7 separate regions of the Homo sapiens genome follow, and all the other regions are linked to region 1. A link is an interaction called in ENCODE POLR2A ChIA-PET data of the cell type or tissue named here. Cell type or tissue: CD4-positive, alpha-beta T cell. All regions are shown on one strand. Links, peaks and the distances in the headings refer to the core of each region. The heading gives the core; the rest is flanking DNA. Region 1 holds the start of ZKSCAN8 (zinc finger with KRAB and SCAN domains 8). Region 2 holds the start of ZKSCAN4 (zinc finger with KRAB and SCAN domains 4). Region 3 holds the start of H2AC15 (H2A clustered histone 15). Region 4 holds the start of ZSCAN26 (zinc finger and SCAN domain containing 26). Region 5 holds the start of ZSCAN12 (zinc finger and SCAN domain containing 12). Region 6 holds the start of ZKSCAN3 (zinc finger with KRAB and SCAN domains 3). Region 7 holds the start of ZSCAN31 (zinc finger and SCAN domain containing 31).

Region 1 (4,387 bases), core at 206-4,205:
ACTGCAGCTTCTGCCTCCCAGGCTCATGCGATTCTCCCGCCTCAGCCTCTGGAGTAGCTGGGACTACAGGAGCCCACTACCATGCCTGGCTAATTTTTGTATTTTTTGCAGAGATGGGTTTTTGCCATGTTGGCCAGGCTGGTCTCAAACTCCTGAGCTCAGGTGATCCTCCCGCGGCTTCACAAAGTGCTGGGATTACAGGCATGAGCCACCGCGCTCAGCCAAAAAAGTTACTTTTAAAATGTGAAAAAAGAAACTGAAAGTAGAGTTCTAGTCTGTCACCAGTTACTTCCAGTTACCATCCCAGGTGGAAAGCAACAGCTGTGAAATAAAAAGCAAAAATAATTACTTTGAAGGAGTCCAGAAGCACTGTAGCTTCCCAGTGTTTACTATTATTTACTTGTTTTCATGTGATAATTAGATGACAAAACCCTTAAATCAAAACGACTTTGTCAGTACGCAAAATATTGGGGAGTTAGTAATTGGGAAGGGATAGAAATGTTGGTGGTGGCTACCAGCAGGAGCAGATAAAGAGGGAAATTAAGGTGAAAATTGGAGGAGCCCTGAGAACTCAATAATAGGTGGTTGGGAAAGGTGCTGAAGGAAATAAATACATGAGACTTAAACAACAAAAAATAACACTTGCCACAACCTCCACCCCTGAAATCCTATTAGTCTCAAAAGTTAAAAAGCTCTAATGCAACAGGTCTGTAAAGAATGAACACAGGGCCAGGGTGGTGTCTCATGCCTGTAATCCGAGGACTTTGGGAGACTGAGGCAGGAGGATCACTTGAGCCCAGGAGTTCAAGACCAGCCTGGGCAACATAGTGAGACCCCCGCCCCGCCCCGCCACCCCGTTTCTACAAATTTTCTTTTTTAAGCTGAGGGTGGTGCACACCTGTAGTCCCAGCTACTTGGGGGGCTAAGGTGGGAAGACTGCTTGAGCCCAGAAGGTTGAGTCTGCCGTGAGCTATGATCACACCACTACACTCTGCAATAGAGACCCTGTCTCAAAAAAAAAAAAAAAAGGCAAAAAAAGAAAAAAAGACTAACAAAGAAAGAATGAACATAGATTTGTTCCCCATATCTTGTGGTATTAAACCTAGGGTCTACTCTTCAAGCTTACATCATAGGTTTAGCATTAAAACAGCTAAGCAGCAAAGCAGATGCTGTAAGCGATAGAAATTCATTAAGATAGGAAAGAGTGGGAAATATGTAAAGATCCAAAAAGAATATATATTTAATTACGATTTTTTTGAATACTTAATAAAATATGCTATTCCTAAGTGCCATGCCATAGGGATTTCACAAAACTATGAACTGTGATTAGCAGGAATTCCTCATGAAGTTTGTACTCTATGTGAGAGGTCTGGATATGTTTATGAATCGAGAACAGTAAAGTACAGGGTATGTAACGGAGCCAAACGCGAATCCAGTTGGAATCCTAAGGATCCATGAAGTGCTCCCTCCTCCAACACTTTCCCAGCCTCCTATTCACAGCTCCAGCCTCCCCACGTCCGATATCTACCCCCAGGGGACCGTTACTATTGACAGCGAGCGCGCGGAGCTGCATGGGCACACAAGGCGGAGGGGACACCAAGGTCCGTTATTCCCCAGCACGTTCACTGCCCCAGCGACAGCGCAAGCCTGAGGCACGCAGACGCGGGAGGAACCCGAGGCACAGCACACAGCAGGTGAGGGGCGTGGTACTCCGGTACCCTCAGTCGGCCGACCATAGAGCTTGTAGACCTCCAGGACTCCTAGAGAGCTTCCGGAAGTGCCTTTGGGGCAAGATGCGTGCTGGCCGGTGTTGTGCCTCCGCAGATTTAGAAGTTAGTGGCCGGAGGGGCCTGGTCCGAGTACAGCTTTCATCGCCTTTACTCCCCGACCTTCCTTCGAGTCTGTTTATCCGTTGCAGCCTCCCTTCCCCACGACGGGGCGCCTCTGCAACTCACAGTGAGTACGGTCGGGCTCTGGGCCGGAGGAAAGTGGGTGCTTTGTGGCTGGTCCAGGCCGCAGCTGAGGACTGGCCTGAGGGGTCCGGAGAGGGGCCTGTGCGGTGTTCGGCGCCGCGGACCGATTCTGACGCCTTAGTTGCTGTTGCAGGCAGAGTACGTCCCCACGAATTGCCCTTGAACTTTTTGCGAGGGAACCTTTTATGAAGCTTTCTTCATAGATAATCGTGTTGTGGTATGTTTTTGTAGTCGATCTTGTTTATCTTAAAATGGGGAACGCCCCCCCCATGTTATTTTTTATCCAACTATTTCCAGAGTCTGAATTGTTTTCACTTAGCGCTCTTTTGCGTTTAGGTCACAACAAAATTCTCAGTTTTTAAAAAAGACATATTTTGCTTTTGGAAGCCCCGTTTATCCATGGAAACCAATTTTTGCTGTTACTCTTCTTTCTTTAGTGTATTCAGAAACTGGTGGTGTGTTGACTAGATAATTGTACGAAAGTTTTTTTTTTTTTTTAATTTCAGGGTAATTCAGAATTCAACATTATCAGAATGCCTATTTCATTTGTTAAAGCAAACTGAAGTTAGCCAACGAGGAACTCTGGGAGGGCCCCATTTCCAAAACTCTGGTTAGTCATGAGTAATTTTTGTCAGGCTACTTTGACTGCCACCACCACCTTTAAAAACATATTTCTGTTGTTTGTTAGTTCCGTTGAGTATATTTACGTAGCAATCATTGTTTTAGCAAATACATACATGTTTTGAATTTCTGTTGTTTAAATGTAAAATGTGATAGATGTTAATTAAAACTTTCAGCTAATGCAATTTGAGATAACAAAGCATAGTATTGGCTTCACCTACTTTTTCTTGGATTTTAAATCCTGGAAAATGTCTTTTTTGTTTTGTTTTCAGTTCCCAAACATTTCTCAAATTAGACATAGTCTGAAGGAAGAATACATTCCTTCCACAACTATTGAAAAAATAATACTGTTAAAATTGAGTTGTGCCTTCAGCATCTCACAGGATTACAGTATTTAAAATCCAGAGGAAGCTTTAAAGATTGCCTTTTAAACTCATGTAAACTTGACTAGGTGTTCTTTAAGGAGACTATGTAAAAATCAGTCTGTATCCACAAAGTGCTCACCAACTTAATACAGACATGTACGCACAAAACTGAGAGGAAGGTACATACTGGAGTAATTTTGCACTCAGTTATTTATAGGTTGTAATTCTCAAAAACCAGCTGATCAGAGAGGGAAGAGACTTAAAAAAATGGAAAATTAGCCACTAAATAGAATAATCAAGATGAGCAATGGGCAAGACCTGTTGGCTGATTTGGTATAAAAAATGAACAAACCTGATAATTAGCTGGTTTTCATCAGTGTTGTTATTGAGACTTTTTAATACCACATCAACAATATAAAGTTCTTGAATGCTGCGCACTTCACATTAAAATATTTTATAGCCTCCTGTACTGGTAAGTAGTGGGATTGCACCTGTGAATAGACTCTGCACTCAAGCCTGAGCAACATAGTGAGACCCTGTCCCTAAATAATAATAATAATATTTTATAGCCATTATGGATGAGGATTGCTCAGTAATAGATGGCCAGTTGTTCAGTAGTTAAAAATGAACCTTGGCTTTAAGGAAATTTATAAGAAAACATGGTAAGACTACCACTATATAACATCACATTCTAAACAGAATTTATGTCCCATGTATTGACCTTTAAGTTTTTAACATTAAACCATAAGTAGCTATTTTAAGAAAATTTAAGAGTTTGTTTTGATTTGAAAAATTAAATTATTTTAAAATTAGCTAAGACCATTTTAAAATAAATTATCTTAAAATTATAGATAATTTATTCAAACAAAAACAAATTGTCAAAACCAAATTGATTACCCTTTCTCAACAAAATCTCAGCATCTTCCTCAAATTCACTCTTCCCCCAAATCTCACTATTCTAGCAAATTCCTCCACTTTCCTGTAAAGTCATAATCAATGAACTATACCCCCAATGTTAATTGATATATTTAACCATATCTTTTGCTCCTTGGTTCTTCTGATCTGTAGTTTACTCTCCACCCTGTTGTTCCCGGCCTTGTCTAACTTGAAAAATAATTTTCAAATTCCCTTTCTTTTCTGTACACACTCTCTATGTAGGATTTGTTTGTATGTTTGTTTGTTTTTAACCTTCCTGGCATTCTTGGATGGCCTTTGAGTCTGTGAACTCTGCCGAAATTGAGTATACAATTTTGTATCTGTGGACATTTTGCTGGAAAGAAGTTCTGTGTTTTCTTTAGGTTGAAGAGTCTATAAACCAACCCCCCTCGCCCCGTGCCACAACTCCAAAAACTGAAAAGATAAGCACTGCCTTGATGATCCGTATGGGGAACTGTATGTACAGTAATCTGATTTTTTTCCTAAGTACCT
Region 2 (4,387 bases), core at 155-4,154, 110 kb after region 1:
ATAGTGCCATCTTGCAACAGAGCAGTTCTTGCCCCTGGTCACCAACGGGAACCTAGAAGTCACGATTTTTAGTTATCTACCCAACATTTCTATGTTTTCCATGTGCAAGTGATTTCTATTTTCTAGGCACTGTTTCTACAAGCCTTATGATATTAACACAATTAATATAGATAACAACCCTGTGAGCTATTATTTTGGATTTTTATGATAAGTTGCTGAAAACGGAGATGTGGCCCGGATCCTCTCTCCTGAGTGGACAGCATTTTTTTTGTTGTTGTTGGTTTTTTTGTTTTTTTTTTTTTGAGACGGAATTTCACTCTTGTTGCTCAGGCTGGAATGCAATGGCATGATCTCACCTCACCGCAACTTCCGCCTCCGGGGTTCAAGCAATTCTCCTGCCTCAGCCTCCCTAGTAGCTGGGATTACAGCCATGTGCCACCACGCCCGGCTAATGTTTTGTACTTTTAGTAGAGACCGGGTTTCTCCATGTTGGTCAGGCTGGTCTCGAACTCCCGACCTCAGGTGATCCGCCCACCTCAGCCTCCCAAAGTGCTGGGATTACAGGCGTGAGCCACTGCACCCAGCCAAGGGTGGACAGTGTTTAAGCAGCTTGCCCATGTCACCCAGCTAATAAGTGGAAATGCTAGGATGGGAGCTCAGACAGAATGACTCCAGATCCCGTGTTCTTACCATTACTCTAGGCTCCCTCATTATATACATCTGTGTGTTTACGAAAACCCTTTGGACACTGGTGCTAAATTCTCAATACTAATATATTTTCTAATCTGAAAAATGAGGATAATAATTTCTACTTTATGAGGTTTTGGAGACCAGTAAATAAGATCACAGTATGTGACATCACCTAACACAGGGCCTGGCACATAGTTATGTCCTCATTAAAAGCAGGTTTCCTTCCAGACATTGATAGTTAAATTACAGTTTTCAAGTTACTGTCTCACGTGCAGCTCAGAATTTCCCACATATTTTATGAAGAATGAAGCTAAGAGATTTGCAATGACTTCCCACTGCTACAGGGCTTGCGTGCAATAGACCTAAGTCAAGAACCTTGGTATCCAGCTCACCAGTTAGAAGATTTGGCCACACAGGTCCTCTGAAGTTGTGTGCACAGGGACACAGGACGATGCAAAGAGGAAACAGTCCCTCATAAAACAGGGAAGAACATGGAGGTAAAAATAGGCCCACTTTCTACCAGAGGTTCATAACCAGTGGTCCATGGACTTTCTCCCAAGTGGTCCATGAACTTAGAAAGGACAAAAACTAATCTTATTTTTACTGGTCTTTAAGAGAGAGTTAACATTTCCTTCAATTATGAATGGAAGCAACAAATCAAGGTAGCATAAGCAGTACCCAGGACTTTGTCACCAACAAAACCTGCACGTTTTCACACCACATTACAACCAGGCAAATAGATGCTTATCGCCATTTTGAAATTGCCAATTATAAGCCCTGTCCCTAGGTCTTATTATTTAGTGCAGTAATAAAAATCCACATATATGACTTTAATACAAATTTAATTCTTTGCTAACTGTATGTCAATATAGTTGTGTTCTTTTGTAATCCTTTATAGTTTCTTTATATATTTAAAAATATAATTCTGAGAAGGAGTCCAGGGACTTCACCTTACTGCCAAGGAGGTTCACAGTACAAAAAGAGATGAAGAACTCCTGGACCTTAAAGGAATGCCCCTCGCTCCGATCTGGGATTTCAGGAGGAAACAGACCACAGCGCTCAGATACTAAACCTGTTCTTTCTACCTGCGGCGCCGGCTCATCCAGCTGCCTCTCCAAATACTCCAATAGCACCACCACCTCCTCCCCGCTCTCTGGATGCTGCTCCCGCACCCAGCTCTGCAGATTCCCCGGCAGGATGGTCAGGAACTGCTCCAGCACCAGCAGCTCCAGGATCTGCTCCTTGCTGTGCATCTCAGGCTGCAGCCATTGTCCGCAGAGTTCTCGGAGCCGGCTCAACGCCTCGCGGGGGCCCGCAGCCTCCGGGTAGCGGAAGCCTCGGAAGCGCTGGCGGGAGCGTTCGGGGCCCCGAGCAGGGCTGCAGGGTGCTCTCACCTCCGCCGTCAAGGCGGAGGCTTCCTCCTTCTCCACCTTCACGGTCAGGAGCCCCGTCTGGTCTTCTGCAGACTGGGCGTCCAGGGCTGCGTTTTTTCTCGGTTCTCTAGCCATTCTGACCCAAGGCAGTACTCGGGTCTCACTCTAGTTGCGACCTGTATATCTTCAGAGGATTCTGGAAGGGTGGTAAATTTTCCAGTAGAACTGCAAGTGGTCCCCCTCCTGTCATGCCCAGGGGCCCAGGACACCCCCTGAGGCGCAGCTGCACAGATCTCTCTTATAGTCCGTGCCTTTGCAGGGTCGTCCTCTGCACCCCACTCTGAATCCCACAGTAAGTATCACCAAAGGATGTCTTTGGGAGTGAAAGTGATCACTCTCCAGACATAGGAGGGAAGTTGAGGCTGGGGCACAGGAAGTCTCGATGGGAACTAAGGCCACTTCCTGGGCGCTCTAGGAAGCTTCTCTCGGTGGTTGTCTCCGAATTAACCCATTAGCTACCCTGTCCTTACCTCCACGCAAGGGAAGGCAGTTAAGGGATAGAGAAGGAAAGGATGACAGACCTTGGATCATAAGAAATAGGACTGAGCCTTTAAATCCTGGAAGGATGCCGCTGCGGCTCATATTTCTTTCCTATGTAAAGCTTGCTTAAGCAGCTGGCATAAAATTGACACTAAAATTGAGCTGGAAAGCAGGGGTTCCCCAGAGCCCCAAGAACCCTGGCAGGGGGACCTTTAGTCTCTCTCAGAAACATCAAAGCAGCAGAACACATCACCAGGCACTTGCCTGGAGCGAGCAGTGGCTGCCCTTGGTCCTTCCCCACTCACCCCCTTAATCTGTCACTTTTTTTCCTCCTCCTTAAGGCCAGACTACTCCTCCCGACCCTGACTGTAGCCCTCACCTCCCACTAATCCTCAACACACTGTCCCACTCCCCCACTCACCACTTTGCACATTCCATGGCTGCTTCTCTGGCAATCAGGCTTATGCTGCTCTCCACCTCCAGAAACTCTCTAGTCTCTGGCTTCAGGGACCCCATTCTCTTCTGCTTTCTTCCTTCCTGTTTCTTCCCAGCCCCCAATCACAGTCAAGCACAGTGGCTAGATACGCAGGTAGCCAGGTTACCTGTGTAATCCTGGCTTACCCTCCCTGTGCCCGACTTTTCCAATCTGTAAATAGGGAAAGTAATAGTAGATAGGGATGTTGTAGGCATTACTAGGGATTAGATAATGTTGTGAGCACTCTTGTGTAAAGTGCTTAGAACAGTGCCTGGCATGTGATAAACTAGGCCTATCCTATAATAGAAGAAAGCCCTGAGAATTCTTTGAACTAGATGGGACTCGATTTTAAGCCATAATTGACTGTAAGTTATTTGACTGGACACTTCAGTAAGCCCCTTTCTGCCCAGTGGAATGGAGAAGCTACAAAATGCAAGTTCAGTAGTTTATGAGGGGAAAAAATATCATGTCAGTACTTTCTTGAGTTTTTCTTTCTTTGCCTATGCCTCTACATTCCAAGGATTAAGAAATAACATAACTTAAGAAAATGAGAAGTCCCAAAGACTGTTGCAAATGAAAAATACTACAAAATATCTTTCTCTTGATGAGCTACCACAGAAGGTAGGGGGCACTGCCCATGAAGTATCCTTATAAGTGAACTTGAATCTAAGTACTTTTCTAGATCCAAATATTTACAGAAATAAGTTAAGTTAGCAGTTTTCACACTCTGTGTCACACAGAATCACTGGGGAGCTTTTAAAACATCCTGATACCTAGGCTGCAACCAAGATCAATTAAATCAGAATGTCACAGGATGGGACTCAGGCATTAATAACATTTTTTGGTTGTTTTTGTTTGTTTTGCGACAGAGTCTTGCTGTGTCACCCAGGGCTGGAGTGCAGTGGCGCAATCTTGGCTCACTGAAACCTCCACTTCCTGGGTTCAAGTGATTCTAGTGCCTCAGCCACCCGAGTAGCTGGGATTACAGACATGCGTCACCATGCTGGTCTCAAACTCCTGGCCTCAAGTGATCTGCCCACCTCAGCCTCCCAAAGTGCTGGGATTACAGGTGTGAGCCACCACGCCTGGCCAACTTTCCTAGGTGATTCCAACATGCAGGTGAGTTTGAGAGTTAAGGAATTAAATGACACTTTAAAAAATCAATCAGCCAAATCCAACATGTGGGACATTCTATAGAACAGAATGATGCAGGACAAGTGAGCCCCAAAATTAGGGCTTAGCTCAAAAGGATGCTTTGCTTCGCCCAGGGAAGAGTTCAAGGGCAAGCCAGTGGTATTAGGCAGCAACT
Region 3 (4,387 bases), core at 113-4,112, 300 kb before region 1:
TTTAGGAGAGTGCCTGGCACACCATAGATGCTCAGAAAGATTCAATTGAACTCGAATAGGTAGGCCAAACACACACGGGGTCCTAAATTGTGCAGAAGGGTCAGATACCTAAATTTTGCTTCCATGGTCTTATGAAGTATAAACTAAAAGCCCAAGTAAGGAGCAAAGGTTAGTTTACCAATTTTATCTCTGGAACCCAGGTACACTGAAAAGTATTATTTAGCTAGCTTTCAGTCCTCTGTAATACAGAAAGTAAATATCTGACACTAGGTTCATTTGAAACACTCTTGCTCTGTCACACAAGCTGGACTGCAGTGGTGCAATCATAGCTCATTGCAGCCTCGAACTCCTGGGCTCAAGTGATCCTTCTGGTCTCAGCCTCCCGAGTAGCTAGGACTACAGGCTATGAGACGCCAGGCACGGTTAGTTATTTTACTTTTGTAAAGATCAGGCTGGCTTCGAACTCCAAGGCTCTAGCGGTCCTTCCGCCTCGGCTTCCCAAAGCGGTTCTGTTTACCGGATGGTGCCAAACAGTTCCAGGCTCTTGGTGCCCGGTAGAAATTGGACGACACACACACAGATAGCAAAGCAAAGCAGCAAAAGTTTAGTAAACAGAGTATTACACTCTCGGGGGTGGGAGAGAGCGGACTGACCTCTGCGAGGTGAGATCAGCGTCAGCTTGCTGTAGTTTGAGTCATTTTATGTGTGTGCGTGCGTGTGTGTATGTTTTCTGTTCCCAGTGCTGCCTAATCTATAGCCAGCATCTGCCCTTTTATTGATAGGTTTGTTGCTTACTTTGTCCTCTGTGGCTTGTGCCTCTATCTTATAATCTTAAATATATGCATGATATGTAGCCCATATGCATGAACCTTAAGTAGCTGATTATCATACGGGCTTTTGTTAAGGATACTTTTCCTCTCTAATACGCATGCCCATCTCTGAAGAGCTGCCTCTTAAACTGGTTTGTTCCAGATCTTGCCGGCCACGAGGTCCTTGCTCACATTATCTCTTTTGTTTCGGCTGCAAAAGGTTCACTGCTTGTTATCTCGCTTCTTGTTCACCCGCCCATCTACCTTACTTCTGCCCTTTGCTTTTACTTATTCTGCCCTCTAACTTTCAGCTCCCTTTGTTATTCTCTTGCCTCACTTTTCTTATTGTTTCAGCTGTATTGCAGGCGCGAGCTGCCGCGCCTAAATTTCTTGATGTACCGTAAACATTTCAATGTCTACTTTCTATCTCAAAACAATGTGGTGTAAAAGCCGTTTAGTTTTGCTTCATCTCCATACAGCATTCCAGTGCCATTGCAAAATGACTCGACTATCAGATAAAACTGAACACAGCTCTACTTGGTGAAAAAGTAGGTGGCTCTGAAAAGAACCTTTTTGGTTTGGACCGAGGTATGAGTAATGAACTGCTCCAGCCCCGCTACTTGCCCTTGGCCTTGTGGTGGCTCTCAGTTTTCTTAGGCAGCAGCACGGCCTGGATATTGGGCAGGACACCACCCTGGGCGATGGTCACTTTACCAAGCAGCTTGTTGAGCTCCTCGTCGTTGCGGATGGCCAGCTGCAAGTGGCGCGGGATGATGCGGGTCTTCTTGTTGTCGCGGGCCGCGTTGCCAGCCAGTTCCAGGATCTCGGCGGTTAGGTACTCCAACACCGCCGCCAGGTACACCGGCGCTCCGGCACCGACCCGCTCAGCGTAGTTGCCCTTGCGGAGCAGTCGGTGCACTCGGCCCACTGGGAACTGAAGACCCGCCCTTGAAGAACGGGTCTTAGCCTTGGCGCGAGCTTTGCCGCCCTGCTTGCCACGTCCCGACATGACGTAAAAAATTCAATCAGTAACGTTCCTGAGACTGACGTAACGCTAAAGCTCCGCTACTTATAGTCAACAGAGGCACGAAAACTAAGCTGTGCTATTGGCTAACATTACAGTTTCGCTTTAACCAATGGGATTGCGGTTTTGAAAAACACTTATTTTGATTGGACAAAGTTAATATACGTTTCCAGGACTCACCACTGGTTAAACGCACAACTTCATTCTCTACCCCACTTGCGTTAAGAAGCAGTGAATAAGCGGTAGGTTGACAGAGCTACCGTCTTCCTGTTTTTTTCCTCCAATTTTCCGGCAGTTACTCCCAGTCATGCCCGAGCCCTCAAAGTCCGCTCCTGCCCCGAAGAAAGGCTCCAAGAAGGCAGTGACAAAGGCCCAGAAGAAGGACGGCAAGAAGCGCAAGCGCAGCCGCAAGGAGAGCTACTCCGTGTACGTGTACAAGGTGCTGAAGCAGGTCCACCCCGACACCGGTATCTCGTCCAAGGCCATGGGCATCATGAACTCCTTCGTCAATGACATCTTCGAGCGCATCGCCGGCGAGGCTTCCCGCCTGGCGCATTACAACAAGCGCTCGACCATCACCTCCAGGGAGATCCAGACGGCCGTGCGCCTGCTGCTGCCAGGGGAGCTGGCCAAGCACGCGGTGTCGGAGGGCACCAAGGCCGTCACCAAGTACACCAGTTCCAAGTGAGCCCGCCCACCGCGGAACGTTCGGTCAGTCTCGGCCCACACCCCAAAGGCTCTTTTCAGAGCCACTCAGTCTTCCCAAAGAGAACTGGCACTCACTGTTCTTACAGCAGGTATTTCTTACTTGCTACAAAGACGATTTCCAAGATTCCTTTAGCCTTGTTAGAAACTAATTTTGGCTCAAGCCTCTAATCCCGGTTCGGGAAACCGAAGCGGGTGGCTCACCTGAGGTTAGAAGTTCGAGACGAGCCTAGCCAACATGGTGAAACCCGTCTCTACTAAAAGTACAAAAAAATAGCTGGGCGTGGTGGCGGACGCCTGTAATCCCAGCTACCCGGGAAGCTGAGGCAGGAGAATCGCTTGAACCCGGCAGATGGAGGTTGCAGTGAGCCGAGATCGGGCCATTGCACCCCAGCCTGGGCAGTAAGAGCGAAACTCTGTCTCAAAAAAGAAAGAAAAAGAAAAGAAATTAATTAGCACTGCAGTGTACTGCATGTTGCAGCAACGCTTGAGACAATTTTATATCTGAAGAAGGATGAGGTTTATCATCAGACAAACCTAGTAAAGGGAAAATTCAGTTCCTGTTGACCCCAAAGAAAATATAATACTTAAGTGTCACTGGTAAAATATCCACAGTGCTTCCGGCGCTCTGTCCCTAAACTTCATGTGTACTTTAGTAATGAAGCAGTTGGCACACACACAAACGTACAAATCGACTTGTTTGTTTTGAGAGTGGTGCTGTTTCTCCTCCCTTGTCCCCAGTTTGGATTTGCTAAATATTAAGATAGAAAGGCAGTAGAAAAAAGTTTGAACCCAGTTTACAGCACCGTACACGTCAATCGGGCTGAGTTGATGTCAATGGCCAATCCCGACACTGCGAGGGCAGTTTGAAACTTGGCCACCGTTTTCTCTGGTGAGTGTTCTAGTTGGGAAAATTCTTGGCAGTGCAGGTTTTTTGGAGGAATCTTGCTGTCTTACTCATTCCCATAATTCTCTTGTGTGGAATTCCTATTTATGAACATAGTTTCTATTCCCTACTTTTTCTGTTAGGGTCTGCTCCATGTTTTCTTGTCTGTGTCACTTGCGTTTACTGTATCTCTAGTAATTGGAAGAAATGTTAAAAGAAAAAAAAATAGAGGAGGAGAAGGGCTGTTCTCCATTGTTTTCCCCCACCCCCAACTCAGGAAATCAAAATGAGTGTCTTCATTTTAAACACTTAGGAGTGGCATATTTAAAAGTATTTTGGTCTTTGCCAAGAATCAGTGTGGGAACTCTTCCACATCAAATTGTATTTGCTGAAGGTTTTTGATAATATTTTTTATCCAGTAAGTGTACTCCAGTGACCCAACCATTCGATTCCTAGCTGTTTACATGAAAGAATATTTTGCACACATGCAACAGGAGACATATGAGAATGGAAAAAATGCCATTTTTAATAGATAAAAATACTAGAGGCAACTACATGTTCATGGTCAAAATAATGCATTTATTGAGGTACACACAGTACCTGGTTGAATTTTAGAAATGTAAGTCTCAGAAGGTTCATATATAATAACATTTTTTTTAAACTCAGAAGTAAAACCATGGCTGGGCATGGTGGCTCATGCCTGTAATCCTAGCACTTTGGGAGGCTGAGATGGGAGGTTTGCTTAAGCTCAGGAGTTCAAGACCAGCCTGGGCAGTATGGTGAGACCCTACCTCTTAAAATAAATAAATAAATAAATAAATAAATAAATAAATAAATAAATAAATAAAATGAAAATAAAACCAAATTATACATTGTTGAAGTGTATATAGAAGCGCTTATACAGAATAAGTATACACAAGTGCGTGATAATGAAAACTTTTAAGAGAGTTTTTAAAATACCTG
Region 4 (4,387 bases), core at 206-4,205, 120 kb after region 1:
AATGCGATAGCATCTCTACTGATAATATGGAAAAGAAAGTTCTTATCTTGAATATCGTATGAATGGACCTGGCAGAAACATGATCACTATAGTTTACAAAAATAAGGATAATCCTGGAAAATGAAAACCTCAAGTTTGAAAATTGATTTGTATTTTAGTATTTTGTCTCTCCTGGTGATAACAGTGTTTTGAGTTATTCTCACCTTATCTACCCCTACCCCTCCCAAAAGGTACAAACAGACTGTTTAAATGAAAAATGCACACCTTGAAAATTTAAAAAAACTCTTCTTTGTCTAGCTACTTTAAAGGTTTTGATTTTCATGGGATATCCAGTGCAATGGCAATAATCTCAGCCTTGACAATAAAAGTGACAGATTTAAGAAACTAGTCATAGTAGGGAATTTTAGAGGGGGAGTAAATAGGATATAGTATTTACTTTCTATTTAAATTAAATTTTCTTTATGTTTATCCCTTATATAATTTTTGAAAAGGTCCTTTTCTAGATATTAAAAAATAAGATATATGAGTTTTCCTCTCAAGAAAGAATATTGACTTCTAATTAGTAACACATATTGACTAGATTTGTTGGCCTTATGAAAAGTTTTAAAGTAAACATATTTAATTTTTACTTTAAAAATATGCTTTCAAAGATACATTCAGACACTTAAGAAGAAAAGATAACTGCTTGTGATAATGAAACTGGTTGTTTTTTTTCTGTTATGATAATTTCAATGCTTGAAACACTGAATAAATTACACGTCAGTACAATGTTTTGTATATTTAATGATATTTCAAAGCTTCTGTCAACTGATCAGTTAAACACAAAAGTTTGTTCAGATTTTTTAAAGGTTTTTTTTTCTTTCTTCCAACTTTTGTTTTAGGTTCAGTGGGTACATGTGCAGGTATGTTACATGAATAAAGTGCATACTGCTGGGGTTTGGTGTACAAATGATTTTGTCACCAAAGTGGTAGCATAGTACCTTATAGGTAACTTTTCAATCTTCACCTTCCTCTCACCCTCCACCCTCAAGAAGTCCTTGTGTCTGTTGTTCCCATTTGTGTTCATGTTTACTGAATGTTTAGCACCCACTTATAAGTAAGAACATGCAGTATTTGGTTTTCTGTTCCTGTGTTAATTGGCTTAGGATAAATGGCCTCCAGCTGCATCCATGTTGCTGCAAAGGACATGATCTCATTCTTTTAGCTGCATGATATTCCATGGTGTTATGTACCACATTTTCTTTTTCCAGTCCACCACTGATGGGCATCTAGGTTGATTCCATGTTTCTGCTATTGTGAAAAGTGCTGTGATGAACATACACATGCATGGTCTTTATGGTAGAACAGTATATTCCTCTGGGTATATACCCAATAATGGAATTGCTGGGTCAAATGAGAGCTCTGTTTTAAGTTCCTTAAGAAATTTCCAAATTGCTTTCCACAGTGGCAGAACTAATTTACATTCCCACTAGCAATGTATAAGCATTCAAAGAGTTTATCTTATTCAAAAACTATAAAAACCCAGTTTGTGATACTGTGGGCAAGAGAGACTATTTCTGTTCTCTGTTGTAGAATTTATTTTGATAAAGTGATATCTGTTGCTTTTATTCCCCCTGAAACTTACATTGATTGCAAAGTGTTGTTGATTTATTTTCTCTCACAGTAATAGCCCTAATTTCTTCTTACCTTAAACCTTTCAATCCAAACGTATGTCCATTGTTTAGTTTAATTTTCGAAATACTTTGACAATTATTTTTGCCATTGTGTTTGATGAATTTCTAAATTGCGAAAAATGGCGAAGTATGTGTGTTTTATTTATGTGAGCAAAGTGAAAATGTTGGCTGTTTGTGATAACACTCAACGGAGCTGGCCTGTTTTTACATGAATAAAATAAACATCCACTTTAAAATGAGAAAACAAAAACAAAAACAGAAACAAAAAAAAAACCCCAACAATCTTAGCTCACAACGAAATGACCCTCCCAGCCGTCCTCAGCAGGCAGCACCCATGTTAGTCTCCTTCTGCGATGCCTAAGCGGCAGCACCATCGAGCCAAGGTCCTCCAGCGTTCCTAGAGCGGAGAAGAAAGCGCTCCGAAGAGCTAGAGCTGACACTCGGCGATGAGCTAAGACGCTGTTTCAGAGCGTTTGGGTCCTCTGAGGCCCCTTGACCAGGTGAGCGGACCCTGGAGCTGGGCCCCGGGCTGGGGCGGAACTGCGGCCTAGGGGCCTAGGGAGCAGCTGCTTCCCGGCGGGTGCAGAGAATCTTCCCTCGACCGAGGGGGCGGGGTCCGTAGCGGAGGTGTCGGCCCTGGGGCCTATGAGAGTGATGAAGCTGTGGATCTGGTAAACAGAGTACAACCTTCTGCTGCATATTTTTCATCCATTCAGCGCAATTTTAAGTAGATATTAAAGGTAGGCGCCACCGAGAAGGTAATATTTGAGCAGAAATCTGAAGGAGGTGGGTGGAAAGACCTAAGTGGCTTTTGCGGTCAGGAACTTTCTAGGTAGAGGGAATAGCAAGTGCAAAGGTCTTAAAGCAGGAGCTTGCTTGGCATATTTGAGGAATAACGGGGAGACCAGAGCGGTTGGAGCAGTGAACAAAGGCGACCTTTGTAGGGAATGATGTCAGAGAGATTGGGGTATGGAGAGGAAGAGTGTAGAGGAAATGAGAACTGTATCGTGTAAGGAATTTTGTCTTTTTTTGGTGTGTGTTTTTGGAGGATTTTGAGCAGAAGAAAACATGATCTGACTTATGTTTTAAAGCTTCTTTACTTGGAGACTCATGATGATAATAGATTGTAAGTGGGCAAGAATGGAATCAAGAAAACTTAAAAGTTAAGAGTAATTTTTTAAAATTCCAAGTAATTCAGGTGGGAGATAAGGATATCTTGAGCCAGTGATCAGATTATGATCTGCTTTGAAAATAGAGACAATAATATTTGCTACTGGGTCAGATGTAGGGTGTGACAGTAAGAAGGCAAATATAAATCCAAGGTTTTGGGCCTGTGGGTGCAAGAGATACTGGAGAAAAGATCTGAGGTTTAGCTTTGGTACCTCGTGTAAGTTCTTCAACTCTCCCCGTCTCAATTTCCTTCTCTGCACGAAGAAATTAGGAATAGTGTCTTCTTTATAGGGTTGTGTGAGGGTTAAATAATTAATATATGTGAAACATGTAGTATAGTTGTCCTGGCTCATTGTTTTATTATGCTGAGACATGAAGTGTGAGTGGGCATTAACAAGAAGAAAATTGGAGGGTTGGAGGGTGGTCCAAGCAGAAGGAATAAGCTGTGGAAGGGCCAAGGAGCAAGAAGGAGTATTGCAAATTTGATGAAATAAAGTACTTTATTAGATCAAAAAACAATGTAAACCATATTAAATGTTTTGAACTTGATCCTAAGGGTAATAATCAGCCATTATATGTAACAGGCATAGCAGGGACATAATAATATTTCATATCCTCCTTAGAATGATCACTGTTTGCGTGTGGAAAATAGATTGGTGTCTCAGACCAGTCTGTTTGTCACAGTGGTCTAGGTAGGAGAAGACAATGGCAAAGGGGATGAGAAGTGGATTGATTTGAGAGATATTTAAGCAATAGAATCAATAGAACTTGATTGATCAGATACATGAGATATGAAAGGAGGAAGGAATGGTCAGTTTTCTGGCTCAAATAGCTGGGTAGATGGAGCTCCTCCCAAAACAGTTTATCAAATTATTTATTATATATTGTGTTTGATATATTTAATCACATTATAGAAATGAACTCACCACTAATTCAGCCTCATACCCAGCCAGGCACGGTGGCTCATGCCTGTAATCCCAGCACTTCGGGAGGCTGAGGACGGTGGATCACTTGAGGTCAGGAATTCGAGACCAGCTTGGCCAACATGGTGAAACACTGTCTCTGCTAAAATTACAAAAATTAGCTGGGTGTCATGGCAGGCATTTGTAATCCCAGCTATTCGGGAGGCTGAGGGAGGAGAATCACTTGAACCCGGGAGGCGGAGGTTGCAGTAAGCCAAGATTGCGCTGCTGTACTCCAGCCTGGGCAACAGAGGCAGACTCCATTTCAAAGAAAAAAAAAAAACACATCATACCCTATATATACATATCAACATCATACCACATGTTTATTTATATACCAATACTGATATAGATACCAGTATATATATATGTATGTGGCATAGATATATACTGATATGGGTATAGATATCTCTATAGATATAATAATATGAATACAGGTATATATAAAAAATACGAATACAGGTATATATACCTAAACAATAATACGAATTATGTATATATATACATATGCCTGTATTTGTGTCATTATTTGTATAACTAGGGTATCTATATCGGTAAAGATAGGTAGAGATCTAGAAAGAG
Region 5 (4,387 bases), core at 195-4,194, 260 kb after region 1:
TGATGCCCCTCCAAGAGACTGCTTCCCATCCTGCTACTGTCATCTCTTTGATACTTTCTCTTGTCTTAGAAGTTTTCTAAGATGAGCAGCATGTTTATCAAACAGAATTTTGTAGCTTAATAGAGAAATATAAAATCCTTCCACAGAAAAGTTATAAATAAGTTGGGACCACATTAGCCAACTTTCCGTGAAACTCATGCCCCTTTCTGATGCACCAAACTGTCAAAAACATGCTTTGTGAAAAAATGGCTGTTCTTCACTCTGGCCTAGAAATCCACAATTTATGTTTTCTCAAGCAGAAGTCACATCTTTTTTCTCACCTGCTCTCCTGGTTCATCCAGTTCTCTCTCTAAATCCTCCAGCACAGTCACCACCTCCTCCCCACTCTCTGGATGCTGCTCCTGCACCCAGGCCTGGAGCTCCTCAGGTAGGATGGTCAGGAACTGCTCCAGCACCAGCAGCTCCAGAATCTGTTCTTTGGTGTGGGTCTCTGGCCTCAGCCACTGATGGCAAAGTTCTCGGAGTCGGCTCAAAGCCTCACGGGGACCAGATGTCTCCTGGTAGCAGAACTGTCTGAAGTACTGACGGAAGACCTCTCTGCTATGGGTGTTGTTTTTACGCAGGTCCCAATCCTGTCTGGTGGTATATTTCTCTTCCTCTATCTTTACTTCCAAAGGTTCATCCTGGTCCATGTGGGCCTGGATAGCCCAAGTAGATGCCATTTTAGCTGTGCTAGAACTACCGGTGTTTCAAGTAAGATCTCACCTGGAAACTGTATTCCTGGACAGTCCTGAAGAATAAGCCATCATTATTAATACAAACTCCACCATAAAGTAAAACTGCAAATTCTGAGAACTTAACTATGACCTTTGAAATCTGACCTCCGGATTAATGTACAATACTTACTCAGAAAAATACTCTGATAGAAAAGACTTAAGATTAGACCGATTTAGGCCGGGCACAGTGGCTCACGCCTGTAATCCCAGCACTTTGGGAGGCCGAGTCGGGCGGATCACGAGGTCAGGAGATCGAGACCATCCTGGCTAACATGGTGAAACCCCGTCTCTACTAAAAATACAAAAAAAAAAAAAAAAAAAAAATTAGCCGGGCGTGACGGCGGGCGCCTGTAGTCCCAGCTACTCAGGAGGCTGAGGCAGGGGAATGGCGTGAACCCGGGAGGCGGAGCTTGCAGTGAGCCGAGATCGCGCCACTGCACTCCAGCCTGGGCGACAGAGCGAGACTCCGTCTCAAAAAAAAAAAAAAAGATTAGACTAATTTAAAGAGAAAGACTGAGGAAAGGTGCCAAGTTGTTTCAGGACTTAAGAGTAAGACTTGTTGGTAAACTTATTCTCATTTGGTCCTAAATGAAAGACAAATGGAATAAAACTAACATTTAGATCAAGTAAATAATAATAACAAAAGGTTAGGACATCCTTGATTAGTTACTTTTATCTTTTGAATGTCCAGATGTCTGGTGGAAACCATGAAATCACAAAAGCTACAGTCATGTAAATTTATTTCTTCAGGGACTTAATCTTTCTGCTCCTCATTCTTCATTTATAAAGTGAGAAGGCTGAAGAGGTTACTCTTTAAGGCTTCCCTCTAACCTCGTGGTCTGTGATTATAATCTGAAGTGAGGAAGGCCCAGGAAAGGGTCCCTAGGACGCCGGCGAGCGTCTGTGACCCACCACTGTCCAGAAATGTCGGTAAGCGCTGAACCCAAGGATACACAGCCCGAAGCAAACGCGGAAGGTATGGGCCTTACAGCCTGGAATTGCTGCAGAGACTGGGAGCCAAACCCTCATCCTAATGTCCCAACGCACTTTGGGGAGGGAGAGCTTCCCGCGGATCCGCCTGGGTTTGGGAGGACCGGGGTCCACTCTGCACCGGCCAGGGCCTGAGGGGCCCAGCAGCTGGAATACAGCAATCTCCCGCCCACCTGCTCGCAGCGTACAGAGCACAACATCGCTCACCTGCGGCCCCCAGGGCCAGAAGAGAACTCCCTCCTACGGAGCGAAGGCAAGAGGCCTCGAACCCTTTTGGGACCCGGAACCCATCAAAAGTGACCCACAAAGGCCGGAAGCGGCCACGGGGGGTCTAAGAACCAGCCCGCGCGGGGCGCACTTCCGCGGCCGCTCTAGGAAGGGAGCGAAAGGGGCTTTCAACTCGGTAGTGTTTCCGCGCGTCTACGTGAGAGGAAGGTTGATGGCTTTCAGGCCCGCTGGTAAATGGAACGGGTTTATCTTCTCCTCTTCTTTACCCAGCCATTGTCCACACTTCCCCCGACCCGATGGGTGGTCGAGGCTTGTAGAACTGATCTTAAGACAGGGAAATCCCTTGCGTCTCCATTCACTTTGGGATTCTGTGTCTCTGAGGTTAGAGATGCCTCAAAGGGATGTTCTCCGGGGGACCTTCCCAAATCCGCGCTTAGCGGTGGCGAAGGGACTTCTTCCACACAGACTTCTCAAGGGCCAGCCGGCTGGTTTCTGCCGGCTCTTTCGCCATCCACGATTCTTTTGATGTTCTCTTTTATGTGCTGATGTATGATTATATGTCAGAAAACCCGGTTCAATGGAAAAACTATAAAAAAAGGATAATTTAGTAAAATAGCAAGATATAAAGTTAACACACTAAAATCAACGACCTTCATATATGTGAATAATCAATGATAACGAGTTACGAGATATAATGGAAGAGAAGACCATATTTACAAGAGCAGCAAAAAAGTGAAACTAGGAATAAACTTAACAAGAAATGAACAAAACTTCTATGGGGAAAGCTTTAAAACATTCCTAAAAGGCCAAGTATACATTTAAACAAACAGAAAGCGATATGAGGTTCTTGGAAAGACTCAAAGAGGTCAGTCCTCCCTAAATACGTATGCAACTGTAGTATTCCAACAAAAATATCAACAAATATTGTTCTGGAATTAGATAAACTGATTATAAAATTCATGTGGGGAAATAAGAATAGCCAGGAAACCCATGAAAAAGAAAAATGGTGAGGGTCAACCTTATCAGATACTGGAACATACCCATATAATTTTAGTGTATTAACAGAGAGAAAGAATAGACCAGAAATGGATCCAGGTATGTAAGGATATTGAGTAAATGATGAAGGTGACACCACATATCAACAGGGAAATGAAGAACTTAGAAGTTGTGCTGGGATGATAACCGTTTGGCAAAGGTAAAACTGGATTTGTATTTCCCACCACACATCACAATAGAGATAAATTCTAAATGGATCTGAGATCTAAATATAAAAAATCCACCTATACATGTATTAGAAGAAAACATGAATAATAATTCTAACACGTGGGAATAGGGAAACATTATCTAACCATATGACTCAAAATCTAAAACCCATAAAAATAATAAATCTGGCTACATGAAAATAAAATGTATTGCTTGTCAAAAAAAAATAAGGAAAGAAAAAGGCTTGCAACATATCACAGGCAAGGGCTAGTTTTCCAAATACCTAAAGAGCTCCTAAAAGTTGAGAATAACCAATAACCCAATAGAGAAAATGGCCAAAAGAAATAAATAGTTGACAGAATAAGAAATGCTAGCAGCCCTCAAACATCTGTAAATATGTTCAACTTCACTCAAAATATGAACATACAAATTAAAAACTATGCTGACTGAGGCACCGTTAGTCATCAGATTGGCAATGGTACAAAAGTTTGACAGCATGCTCTACTCATGAGGAAGGAGAAACTCTTAACATTCTAGTGGGAATGCAAAATGGTACAACCCATAGGTATGAAAGATAATACTATACAGCAAAATTATATATGTAAGTTTACCCTTTGTTCCTGCAATACCACTTCTAGAAATCCATCTCAAAGATACTTTGACAAAAATATGAAGTGACACACACACAAGATTAAATGAGATCAGGAGAGGCCTGATTTTTAAAATGCCAAATATGAGGGGATGAAATTGAGAAATTCTCAGGAGGAAAAATGGATCAGGGCTTCATCATTGATTATGTGGGGGATAAGAGAACCAAAAAAAAAAAAAAAAAAAGCCTGGTATCGTCAGAGGATGGTGGTCCCTCCACCAAGACAGGGGACACTAAATGACAAGTAGCATTTTGAGAAGAAATTTATGAGCACAGCTTGGCCATGTTAAGTTCGAAATCCTAGGAAGCATTACACTGTAGATGTTGCTATTTGTTAATGGATTGGTTTAGGGATTTGTGGGTCTAGGAGTCATGAGAAGAGAGTTAGCTTGAGATCCATATTTTGGAGCCTTCCACCTTTCAGTAATGGTTAAAATGATTAAGATATCTCATGAAGTGTGTGGTGCTAAAAAACAGCCTAGGACAGATTTCTGGAGTGCCCTTTGCCCCCTACTGCCAGCCCTATAGATTCTTCTTTCAG
Region 6 (4,387 bases), core at 240-4,239, 210 kb after region 1:
AAATATCTTCTCCCAACCTTTTAATTTAATTGTCTTTACCATTAGTTTCTAGTATCTTTTGATATAGTTTTAATTTTTAATGAGGTCAAATTTATTTATTGTTTTCCTTATAGTTTGTATGTTTATGCAGTTTAAAAGAAATCTTGTTTTACTTGAGCTCATAAAAAAATGATTCTATAGAAGCAAACTTGTGAATAGAAAAAAGAGCAATTATTCTAAATTTTCTTTTAAAAGTCTGAAAGTTAGCTGACTGGAATTGATTTTTTGTGCAACATATAAAGTAGAAACCCAATTTTATTTCATTTTTCCATTTAGATATCCAAATATTACAGTACTATTTGTCAAGTAGCTCCTTTATTCCTCACTGATTTGTAATGCAATTTCCACCATATATCAAGCATCCACACATACATGTTTGTTGCTCAGTCCTCAGTTCTGTTTCATTGGTCTATTTGTCTGTAGTTGTGCCAATACTATATTGTCTTAGCTGCTATAATTTTATAATAAATTATATAGGGCAAGTTTCTGCAGCTCCTTCATTTGTTTTAAAAATGTCTCGGATTCGTGACTCTTTCATTATTCCATATACATTTAAAATCAACTAGTCAAGTTCCACTGAGCACAATTGGAATCTTGATTTGCTTTGTACTGGATTTGTGTATCAATTTAGGAAGGAATGATATCTTTATGATATTGAGTTCTCATATATATAGGTGTATATACATGTCTCATATACAGGTGTATACACATGTCTTATATACATAGGTGTATATACATGTCTTATACATAGGTGTATATACATGTCTCATATACATAGGTGTATATACATGTCTCATATACATAGGTGTATATACATGTCTCATATACATAGGTGTATATACATGTCTCATATACATAGGTGTATATACATGTCTCATATACATAGGTGTATATACATGTCTCATATACATAGGTGTATATACATGTCTCATATACATAGGTGTATATATATGTCTCATATATAGGTGTATATATATGTCTCATATATATAGGTGTATATATATGTCTCATATATATAGGTGTATATATATGTCTCATATATATAGGTGTATATATATGTCTCATATATATAGGTATATATTTCAACTACTTATCCCTAATGAATAAAGTTACTAATGTTTCCATTCAGGTATCTTTTGTAAGTATTTGCTTCTGTGATAGATGTCTTTTAAAAATTCTATTTTTATAATTTTGATGGAGAATGTGATTGTGAACATGAATTTTAAAAAGTCCAGCCAACTTGCTAAACTCTCTTATTAATCATCATAATTTGAGTGTTAGATTATCTTGGATTTTTTATGTAAACCACGCAGCATGTTCCTTAAAATTTATGTATTTAGAATTCATATTCTAATTAGGCAATGCAATCAACTCTAAAATTAAAAGTACATTTAAAACATGCACCCTAACACTTTCCTTCTCACTCTTGTCCCCGTTTTCACTCAGTTTCTGACCGTTCACCTCTCGTAGGTAACCACCATTATTAATTTTCCGATTTTTCCAGGGCTTCTTTGTGCCACACACGCACACATAATTTAGATTCTTTTTACTCTCTTCTATTCGCAAATATAGCAAATTATGAAAATAATTCTGCACCTTGCCTTTCTCCCTTAGTTATAGCTGGAAAAATAAAAATTTAAAAGCCTCTTTAATAGCAAAAGGGGAGGGGACACAAGGTGCCGAGCTAGCAAACGACAGAGTCTGTCAGGGAGGTGGCTAGAGAGGCCCGGAAGTGGCTTCTGTGCCCCGCCCTGCGGGTGGTTTGCTAGTTTCAAGCACTTTGTGAGTATGGGGTGAATCGGCGTCGGCCTTCCACTGTGGGGTTAAATCTCATCCCGCGGCTCTCCTCCTGTCGGTCCTGCAGTTCTTTTGTCCCCGGGTAGAGGTGCGTTTGCAGGAGTATGTGTGTGTGTGTGTGTGTGTGTGTGTTTGTGGAGAGAGGCCCTTCCCTCCCCAGTTCCTGCAGCCTCGGCTCCCAAGGAGGGAGACCCCTGCGAGAAGCCGTGGGGGAGGGAAGGGCGCTCTGCGGCGGAATGAAGTGGTCCTCGGCGTTCCTGCGTAGAGCCCAATATGGGTGTCCCTTGTTTAGGGCCGTTACCGAGTGTCCGGGTCGGTTCTTGAGGGTATTTGGAGACGGGATGCATGGGTCACATAGACAAGCCTCGAGAATGGGAGCCGTTACATTTTTGCACTGCCTGGTAACAAGGTCAGTTTCAAGGTCTTTAAATTATTCTGTGGTACTGGCCAAGAGCCAGAACGTTGGAGTCAGATTACCTGGTTCAAATCCTGCCTCTGCCACTTACTGGCTGTGTGACTTTTCACTAGTTCCTAAGCTCTCTCTCTGCCTCATTTTACTATTTTGTAAAATGGGGATAATATTCCCTAACTCACTGGGTTGTTGTGAGGATTGAATGCATTCGTATGGGTAAGGTGCAGAGTAAGCATGATTTAAAGATTTGCTTTTATTAGTGGTACTATTATTATTTATAACTATGATGACACATTAGTGACTGGCTTTTGTACGGTTGCTTTCAATTTTACTGTCATTCATCAATTCACTTTGTAATGGATGATTTCTATATTTTAGGAGGGAAAAATAAGATACTCTGAAAAAGAGCCTATCCCAAAGCAAAGACCAAAACTGGTTTGTGTTGGACGTTGTGATACTCAAACTCTCAAAGGCTTTAAGACTCGGGGGTACCTTTTCCTTGGCTGGAGATTAGGAGGAACAATAGAAGTTTTTAATAGTGAAAAAGGACTAGGACCCCTGGTTTTTGCAAAAATCTGATGTCCTGCTTAGTGCTGGAGATCCACCAGTTTTCGAGCTTCCAGGAACGCCCTAGCCTGAAACTGGCTTCATACTAACACCCTTCATTTCAACCCAACTTTTACAGGGTTAGCTCTTTCATAGACTTGTAACTCTTTTCTGTTAATGAGAAACTTTCCTTTCCTTATCTTCAGTATATTTACTGATTTGATAAATACTTTGTGTTGGCAACCAATTTCCCAATCTTGTGCCTTCCCACTGTGATCAGTTTGGCTCAGATCCAAGTAGGGGCCAGGTAGTGAAACCTAAATGGAGTTTGTGGAATAAATGATATAAATGTATCAGTGTTGTTTTCCTGCCATAGACTTCCTCCCTTCCCCACCGTGGACACCCTCCTCATTCCACTTGGGCTCCAGATTCACTCTGGGTTGGGCTGTGGCTCTCTCTCGCCTTCCTTGACCCTACCTTAATGCTTTTTGGCTGTATTATTCAGGAAGGAAAGAAGTTAGGACATTGTTTAATTTTCTAAAATTTTGGAGAGAAATTTAAACACATTTAATTGTAGAGAGAATGTTACAATGAACACCAATATAACCATGACTCAGCTTCAGCCATCATCTTTTGGTCATTTTCTTTCATTCTTCTTTTCCCTCCTTTCCACTCTCTTTCCTTCCCTTCTCCTCCTCCTTCCCTTTTGTCTCCCTCCTTCCCTTTTACTTCCTCCCTCTTTCCCTCTCTCCTTTCTTTCCCTCTCCCTCCTTTCTTTGTCTTCCTTTCCTTCCCTCCCTCTCCCCCTCTTTATCTCTTTTTTTTCCTCATTTCGTCCCTCTCTTCTCTTTCATTTTATAGCAAATTGCAGATGGAAACATTTTAGTTCACTCACAAGTACAAGTACTTCAGTGTCAATTTCTTATATACAGGGACTTTTATCTTAATATAATCATAGTATCATGATCACACGCAAAAAAATTGACAATAATTCCTTGATATCATTATCTTGATTTTCAAATAATTGTCTCAAATATTTCTAGAGTTTTTTTTTTTTACAGTCTTTTTACAGTTGTTGTTTTCAGTGGGGTCCGAATATGGTTCACCATTTGCATTTATTTGATAAGTCTGTTCAGTCTTCTAATCTATGACAGTTCCCATTCCCTCCCACTCCTTTTGGTAAAAATGCCATTTATTTGTTGAGGAACTTGAACCTTCTGTTTTATAAAATGCCTCACATTCTGGATTTGGTCGATTGCTTCTTTTTAGTATCTTTAACTTATTAGATCTCAAACTCAGCTGCACATCAGAATGACCTAGAAAGTTTTAAAAGTTATTGATGTATTAAAAGTCCCACCCCCAGAGAGTGATTTAATTGATTTTTTTTTCATTGCAATCTCCATCTCCCAGGCTCAAGTGATTCTCATGCAACAGCCTCCCAAGTAGCTGGGATTACAGGTGTGTACCACCACACCCAGCTAATTTTTGTATTTTCAGTAGAGACAGGGTTTCGTCATATGGGCCAGGCTGTTCTTGAACTCCTGACCCCAGGAAATCTGCCTCAGCCTCCCAAAGTGCTGGGATTACAGGTGT
Region 7 (4,387 bases), core at 260-4,259, 190 kb after region 1:
GGCATTGGGAGATGATATATAAAAGGGGATAAAGAGAAAGACATGGCCAGCTACAAATACAAGACAAAAATCTCAGTGGACCAGAAACACAAACACAGAGTAGTTAGTGGAGTTGATGACTTGACTGCAGAAACAGTCAAAGACATCCTAGAATTCAACTCCTGGGGGATTAAATGTGGTGTGTCTCAGGTTGTAGGGAACCAGGCTCACTGTTTCATTCCAGGACCTGCAGTGGACTTCCACACTCATGAAAGGGAGACAGAAAAATAAAAGGTAGTTGACTGCTGACTCAGCTTATGACTTTATCAGCAACTAAGGCCCAGGAGGCAAGGGACAAGGAGAGACTCATTACTAGTAACTAACCTATTTATTTGCTCATTTAGTCAATAAATGTTCATTGAGCACTCATAACATACCAGGTACTTGGCTGGGCATTAGGGCTACAATGGTGAAAAAGACGGGACCAGGCCCTGTTTTGCTGGAGCAAACATTTTAACGGGGAAGACAAACCAAAAATAAAAGCAACAACAAAAATAAGTAAGGAGGCAAATAAAATAATTATGAGTTGTGATGATTACTGAGGATAATAAACTAGGCACTGAGTTACCAAATAAATGGACAGCCTATTTAGATGGGGTAGTGGGAAGTGAGGTAACATTTAAGCCAAGCCCTTAAGTGCAAAAGAAGTGAGCCATACAGAATAGGGATGAGGGAGGGGAAGAGCACTCTGGACTATCCAAAGGCCCTGAGGAAGTGCATGCTGCCATCAAAGACAGGAAAGGAGGCTGGAGTGTCTACAGTCATGTGGGAGAAGAGTGGCAAAATATTAGGCTGGCAAGCCAAGCAGGAGTCAGATCATGTAGGGCATAGGAGTTAGGATTTTATAAATGCAATGAGAAACCACTGAAGGCTTTAAGAAAGGGAGTGACAAGGCTGAATTCTGTACCGAGAAGCTCTGCTACTGGATGGAGAATGAGCTGAGGGAATGAGGGTAGAGGCAAAAGTGGAAGCAGAAAGCAAGAGTAGAAGCAGAAGAGGCAAGAGTTAAAAAAAAGGGTAAAGTGGAGGGGGTGAAGACTATTGCACTGAATCTAGAAAGACTTCCACTTAGTTTAGATGTTACTGTACAAGTGAAAGGAGAAAGAGCTTAACCTTTGTAAAAGCAGTTCAGTCACTGGACAATCAATTTATGGAGCTGAGCTAAGAGCTTGGAATATAGAGGTGTTTATAGCTCATGAGGATATAGTTACAATACAATAAAATAAAAGCCATAATTTAAAAAATGTATACAAGGTATACCCCTGGAGGAAGTGGAAGAGCTCATCCTAAATACAAGATTAAGTTTTTATGCATTGCCTGTAATCCACAAAGGAATTCATTTCACATATATTTACTAAGTGTTTACGAGGTGTCAGACAGCAAAGAGTGAAACAATGCAGAATTTGATGTGTCCCCACTGTCCTTCACCGAAATAAAAACATGGCAGAAAGAGCATAAAAGAGAATGTTTTCATTCATGAGAATGTTTTCATTCACGTCAGCATAATTAACAACAGCAACAAAGAGATCATGTAAATCACAAATCATGTGTGTTGTAAAATAAATCCCAAAGGATACCAATTACGATGACAAGAAAACAGAAGAAGACCTTAAATACCATGAGGAAACAGTCAAATCCAGAAATGGGGATGCACTACAGGAAGACTGGAAGAGCCTCCTTTTAAACAAGGCAATGGGATGGGAGGAAGGGAGGCAAAGAGTAAAATTGCCCTAGGTTAAGACTCAACTACATGCAGTGAGTGGTCTATGATTGGATCCTAGTTGGTACAAACAGGTATAAAAGACATCTGTGGGACAACAGGGGGTGGAAGGATTTAAACATGAACTAGGTGTTAGGTGAAGCGCCTACACTTAGTTGGGTGTGCTAATAATCTTGTGGTTATGTAGGGAAATGTCCCCAATTTTTAGAGATGCATTAGAAACTAGAGGTGACAAGTTATGAGGTTGGTGGTTTTTACAATATTTAAAGAAAACATATGCGACAAACATTGCATAATGTTGACTTATTAAATAAAAATTACGTGTATATAGGAAATAAGGCTTTTGACAGGGAGAGACCCTTCTCTACCTCTGGACCTCGGTTTCGCCGCAAAGCTCCGACCTCTCTAGGGGTCTCTCCCACCACCCTGTGAAAGGGCTACCTAGCTTGCCTTAGGTGGATAGCAAGGGAAGGGTCCCTGGAGAGCCTGCCCCCGCCCATGATTTAGTGTCTTATCCCCACATAACATAAAACTAAGCCTGGGGAAAAAATCAGGTTGCAGGCACCGATAAGGGAACTAGCACAGGGTGTTGTGCCTAGAGATATGCCCACGGCTGCATAGATAGAAAAACCTCGGGCCCATTTGGATAAAAACTTGCACAGAACCTCCAGCTCACTCAGATAAGGGAACAAGGCCTGACACATAATGCCTTTGTCCTTTGTATAGTCAGCAGGTTCCCAGGAAAAGTTTCTTCTCCTTTTGTGGGTATGGACACGGTGGGTTCTGGTAGGTTCCGGCAGGCGCTCTACTTTCCTTTATTAGGACTATAAGCCCAGCTTCTGTGAATCATCACCTCAGCCCCTGATTGGTCCGGGGCCAAACTTTCACTTCGGCTTCTGATAGGTCCTGGGCCAAGCTAAGCAGCAGCTATGAATCATCATTTCAGCTCCTGATTGGTCCCGGACCAAGCTGAGTCAAGCGTTCGCCAGGACAGCCCGCAGACTAAGCGCATTCCCTCTCCTTTCCAGTCCATAAAAACCCCAGAACGGGCCCCATAATGGGTACTCCCGGTCGGGACCCCTTCTCTGCTGGCAGAGAGCTTTTTCCTTTCGCTTATTAAACTTTCGCTCTAACCTCACCTTTGTGTCTGCGCTCCTTTATCGTCTTGGAGGCAGGACAAAGAACTCCGGGCGTTATCTCAGACAAAGAAAGGCTGTTTAATCTTCAGGATAAGGGGCGGGACCTCCACCTACTCCACGGGGGCTTCAGGCCAGTGAATGTGTAGGGGCGGGGGTCACGCCTGCGCAGACGTTCCCTCCCCGCCTACTCCAAGGCACAGACCTGAAATCTTCTGGGAACCTGGCGGGTCGCGACAAGGGGCCAAGACTCACCTTCGGGGCACCGGCAAGCTACGGAACAGGTGGCGGGGCTGCAGCACCCCAATGACCGATCAACCGCAAAGGCCGGAAATGCGTCAGCCGTTCTGAGCCCACTGGCTGAAGCCAGGCAACTCTTTCCTTTCTAGGAATTCCAGAGGTGGCTGCTGCTTGGTGACTCCCTTATTGCAAACCCCGGGGCCAAAAATCCCAGTCCCACTGGGTGCGAGGCGGAGAAATCCGGCGAGGCATTTCTATGGGGAGCGGCCCCCAGCATTTAGGAGTTAGATGGTCATCGAGACCCAAAACATTAGAGCCGGAAGGTGTTAGGAAGATATAAACGTAGAGAGCGAGTAACAGGAGGCAATTCCACGGCCAAACAGGTTTATTTACAGGAAAAGCCTGCGAAGAGTTCCAGTTAGGAATCTGGCTGAGATCCTGATCGCTTACAAGCTGAGGCTTTTATAATAAAGTTTCTGTTGGGGAGGGGTTGGGGAAGTGCTGGCTAGTTGGAACTGTTTGGACACTTTCCAACTGGGGACAGATGTGGTTAGGGCCGTTAGGCTCTGTTGCGGTTAGAGCTGTTATGCTCTGTTGAAGCTATGGACGGGGTTGACATTTGCTTTGTTTCTTGAGAACACAGTCATCAAGGTTGTAAAATGGCATCACTATTGTTAGTCCTCACAGAAGGGACTTCATACTTTTTCTGTCTCTAATACTTACCTATTCTTCCCCGAGTCTGTCCACTTCCTCTGGTCTCTTTGACATCACAAAGGAGAGATGGTAATGGTGGGGACGAGAATACAGAGTTGTTTTTGTTGTGGTTTTGTTATTTTGTGTTTTACACTCAAACCTCTGTCTTCTGGAATCCCAAAGTCTAGAAGAAGAGCGTGTAAACAAGTAACTGCGTAAAACAGACGTGCATGTGAAATGAAGTAAAATAAAATAAGTGCTTGTAAATCGATGAGAATAGCCTCTGGAACATGCTAAGTACGTATGTAGGAAATAAATGTATGTATTAGTTTGAATTCGTGGCGTGGAAGAGAGAGGAAAACTAATGGGGCAAAACAAGACTCAGCAGGAATCTGCCAGTGTACACTGGAAAAGGAGCAAAGGAAATAAATTTCTGGGAGAGGGAATCAAATGTACAAAAGCAGAACTGGGGTGAAATCCTTTGGTACATCCAAAGAACTGGGCTGATCAGCATGACTGGAGAGTGGTATATGTGGCAGGGGCACCAGCTCTTACTTTT

The links. Peaks named below come from ENCODE experiments on the same cell type or tissue, not always from the same donor. Only the 100,000 strongest peaks of a DNase experiment are listed, where the experiment ranks them.
Region 2: POLR2A ChIA-PET joins it to region 1 with 39 read pairs; 25 of 35 experiments call an interaction of 5 or more read pairs at or near these places.
Region 3: POLR2A ChIA-PET joins it to region 1 with 10 read pairs; 8 of 35 experiments call an interaction of 5 or more read pairs at or near these places.
Region 4: POLR2A ChIA-PET joins it to region 1 with 33 read pairs; 25 of 35 experiments call an interaction of 5 or more read pairs at or near these places.
Region 5: POLR2A ChIA-PET joins it to region 1 with 14 read pairs; 15 of 35 experiments call an interaction of 5 or more read pairs at or near these places.
Region 6: POLR2A ChIA-PET joins it to region 1 with 16 read pairs; 19 of 35 experiments call an interaction of 5 or more read pairs at or near these places.
Region 7: POLR2A ChIA-PET joins it to region 1 with 12 read pairs; 20 of 35 experiments call an interaction of 5 or more read pairs at or near these places.

Annotation. Positions count from the first base shown.
Region 1 is chr6:28,140,074-28,144,460 of GRCh38, forward strand. It overlaps ZKSCAN8 (zinc finger with KRAB and SCAN domains 8), which reads left to right and starts at 1,810. Exons shown (of 6, transcript NM_006298.4): 1 at 1,810-1,956. RefSeq lists enhancers at 1,822-1,941, 1,952-2,071. In CD4-positive, alpha-beta T cell, for the core only: no CTCF peak of the experiment used is centred there; DNase peaks (open chromatin) are centred at 238 and 1,718; H3K4me3 peaks cover 2,246 bases; H3K27ac peaks cover 612 bases.
Region 2 is chr6:28,249,783-28,254,169 of GRCh38, forward strand. It overlaps ZKSCAN4 (zinc finger with KRAB and SCAN domains 4), which reads right to left and starts at 2,487. Exons shown (of 5, transcript NM_019110.5): 1 at 1,776-2,487; 2 at 1-52. The coding sequence starts at 2,198. RefSeq lists enhancers at 2,046-2,115, 2,246-2,295. In CD4-positive, alpha-beta T cell, for the core only: no CTCF peak of the experiment used is centred there; DNase peaks (open chromatin) are centred at 2,089 and 2,519; H3K4me3 peaks cover 1,697 bases; H3K27ac peaks cover 600 bases.
Region 3 is chr6:27,836,522-27,840,908 of GRCh38, forward strand. H2AC15 (H2A clustered histone 15) reads right to left here and starts at 1,854. Exons shown (of 1, transcript NM_003510.3): 1 at 1,359-1,854. The coding sequence starts at 1,818. The coding sequence ends at 1,426. It overlaps H2BC15 (H2B clustered histone 15), which reads left to right and starts at 2,048. Exons shown (of 1, transcript NM_003520.4): 1 at 2,048-2,589. The coding sequence starts at 2,141. The coding sequence ends at 2,521. RefSeq lists enhancers at 1-921, 340-389, 1,010-1,099, 1,170-1,219, 1,490-1,599 and 3 more. In CD4-positive, alpha-beta T cell, for the core only: no CTCF peak of the experiment used is centred there; DNase peaks (open chromatin) are centred at 690, 960, 1,880 and 3,280; H3K4me3 peaks cover 3,377 bases; H3K27ac peaks cover 2,751 bases; H3K27me3 peaks cover 565 bases.
Region 4 is chr6:28,265,041-28,269,427 of GRCh38, forward strand. It overlaps ZSCAN26 (zinc finger and SCAN domain containing 26), which reads left to right and starts at 2,103. Exons shown (of 4, transcript NM_001023560.4): 1 at 2,103-2,173. RefSeq lists enhancers at 1,941-2,000, 2,145-2,709. In CD4-positive, alpha-beta T cell, for the core only: no CTCF peak of the experiment used is centred there; a DNase peak (open chromatin) is centred at 2,061; H3K4me3 peaks cover 1,503 bases; H3K27ac peaks cover 1,052 bases.
Region 5 is chr6:28,397,684-28,402,070 of GRCh38, forward strand. ZSCAN12 (zinc finger and SCAN domain containing 12) reads right to left here and starts at 2,064. Exons shown (of 4, transcript NM_001163391.2): 1 at 1,974-2,064; 2 at 321-790. The coding sequence starts at 722. It overlaps LOC105374998 (a long non-coding RNA gene), which reads left to right and starts at 2,136. Exons shown (of 2, transcript XR_926659.2): 1 at 2,136-2,224. RefSeq lists a silencer at 1,117-1,186 and an enhancer at 2,198-2,447. In CD4-positive, alpha-beta T cell, for the core only: CTCF peaks have their summits at 2,111 and 2,310; a DNase peak (open chromatin) is centred at 2,148; H3K4me3 peaks cover 2,030 bases; H3K27ac peaks cover 757 bases.
Region 6 is chr6:28,348,144-28,352,530 of GRCh38, forward strand. ZKSCAN3 (zinc finger with KRAB and SCAN domains 3) reads left to right here and starts at 1,804. Exons shown (of 6, transcript NM_024493.4): 1 at 1,804-1,924. It also overlaps a transcript of ZSCAN31 not described here. RefSeq lists an enhancer at 1,739-2,098. In CD4-positive, alpha-beta T cell, for the core only: no CTCF peak of the experiment used is centred there; a DNase peak (open chromatin) is centred at 1,778; H3K4me3 peaks cover 1,682 bases.
Region 7 is chr6:28,332,932-28,337,318 of GRCh38, forward strand. It overlaps ZSCAN31 (zinc finger and SCAN domain containing 31), which reads right to left and starts at 3,217. Exons shown (of 4, transcript NM_030899.5): 1 at 3,151-3,217. RefSeq lists an enhancer at 2,763-2,882. In CD4-positive, alpha-beta T cell, for the core only: no CTCF peak of the experiment used is centred there; DNase peaks (open chromatin) are centred at 2,690, 3,120 and 3,710; H3K4me3 peaks cover 1,923 bases; H3K27ac peaks cover 1,561 bases.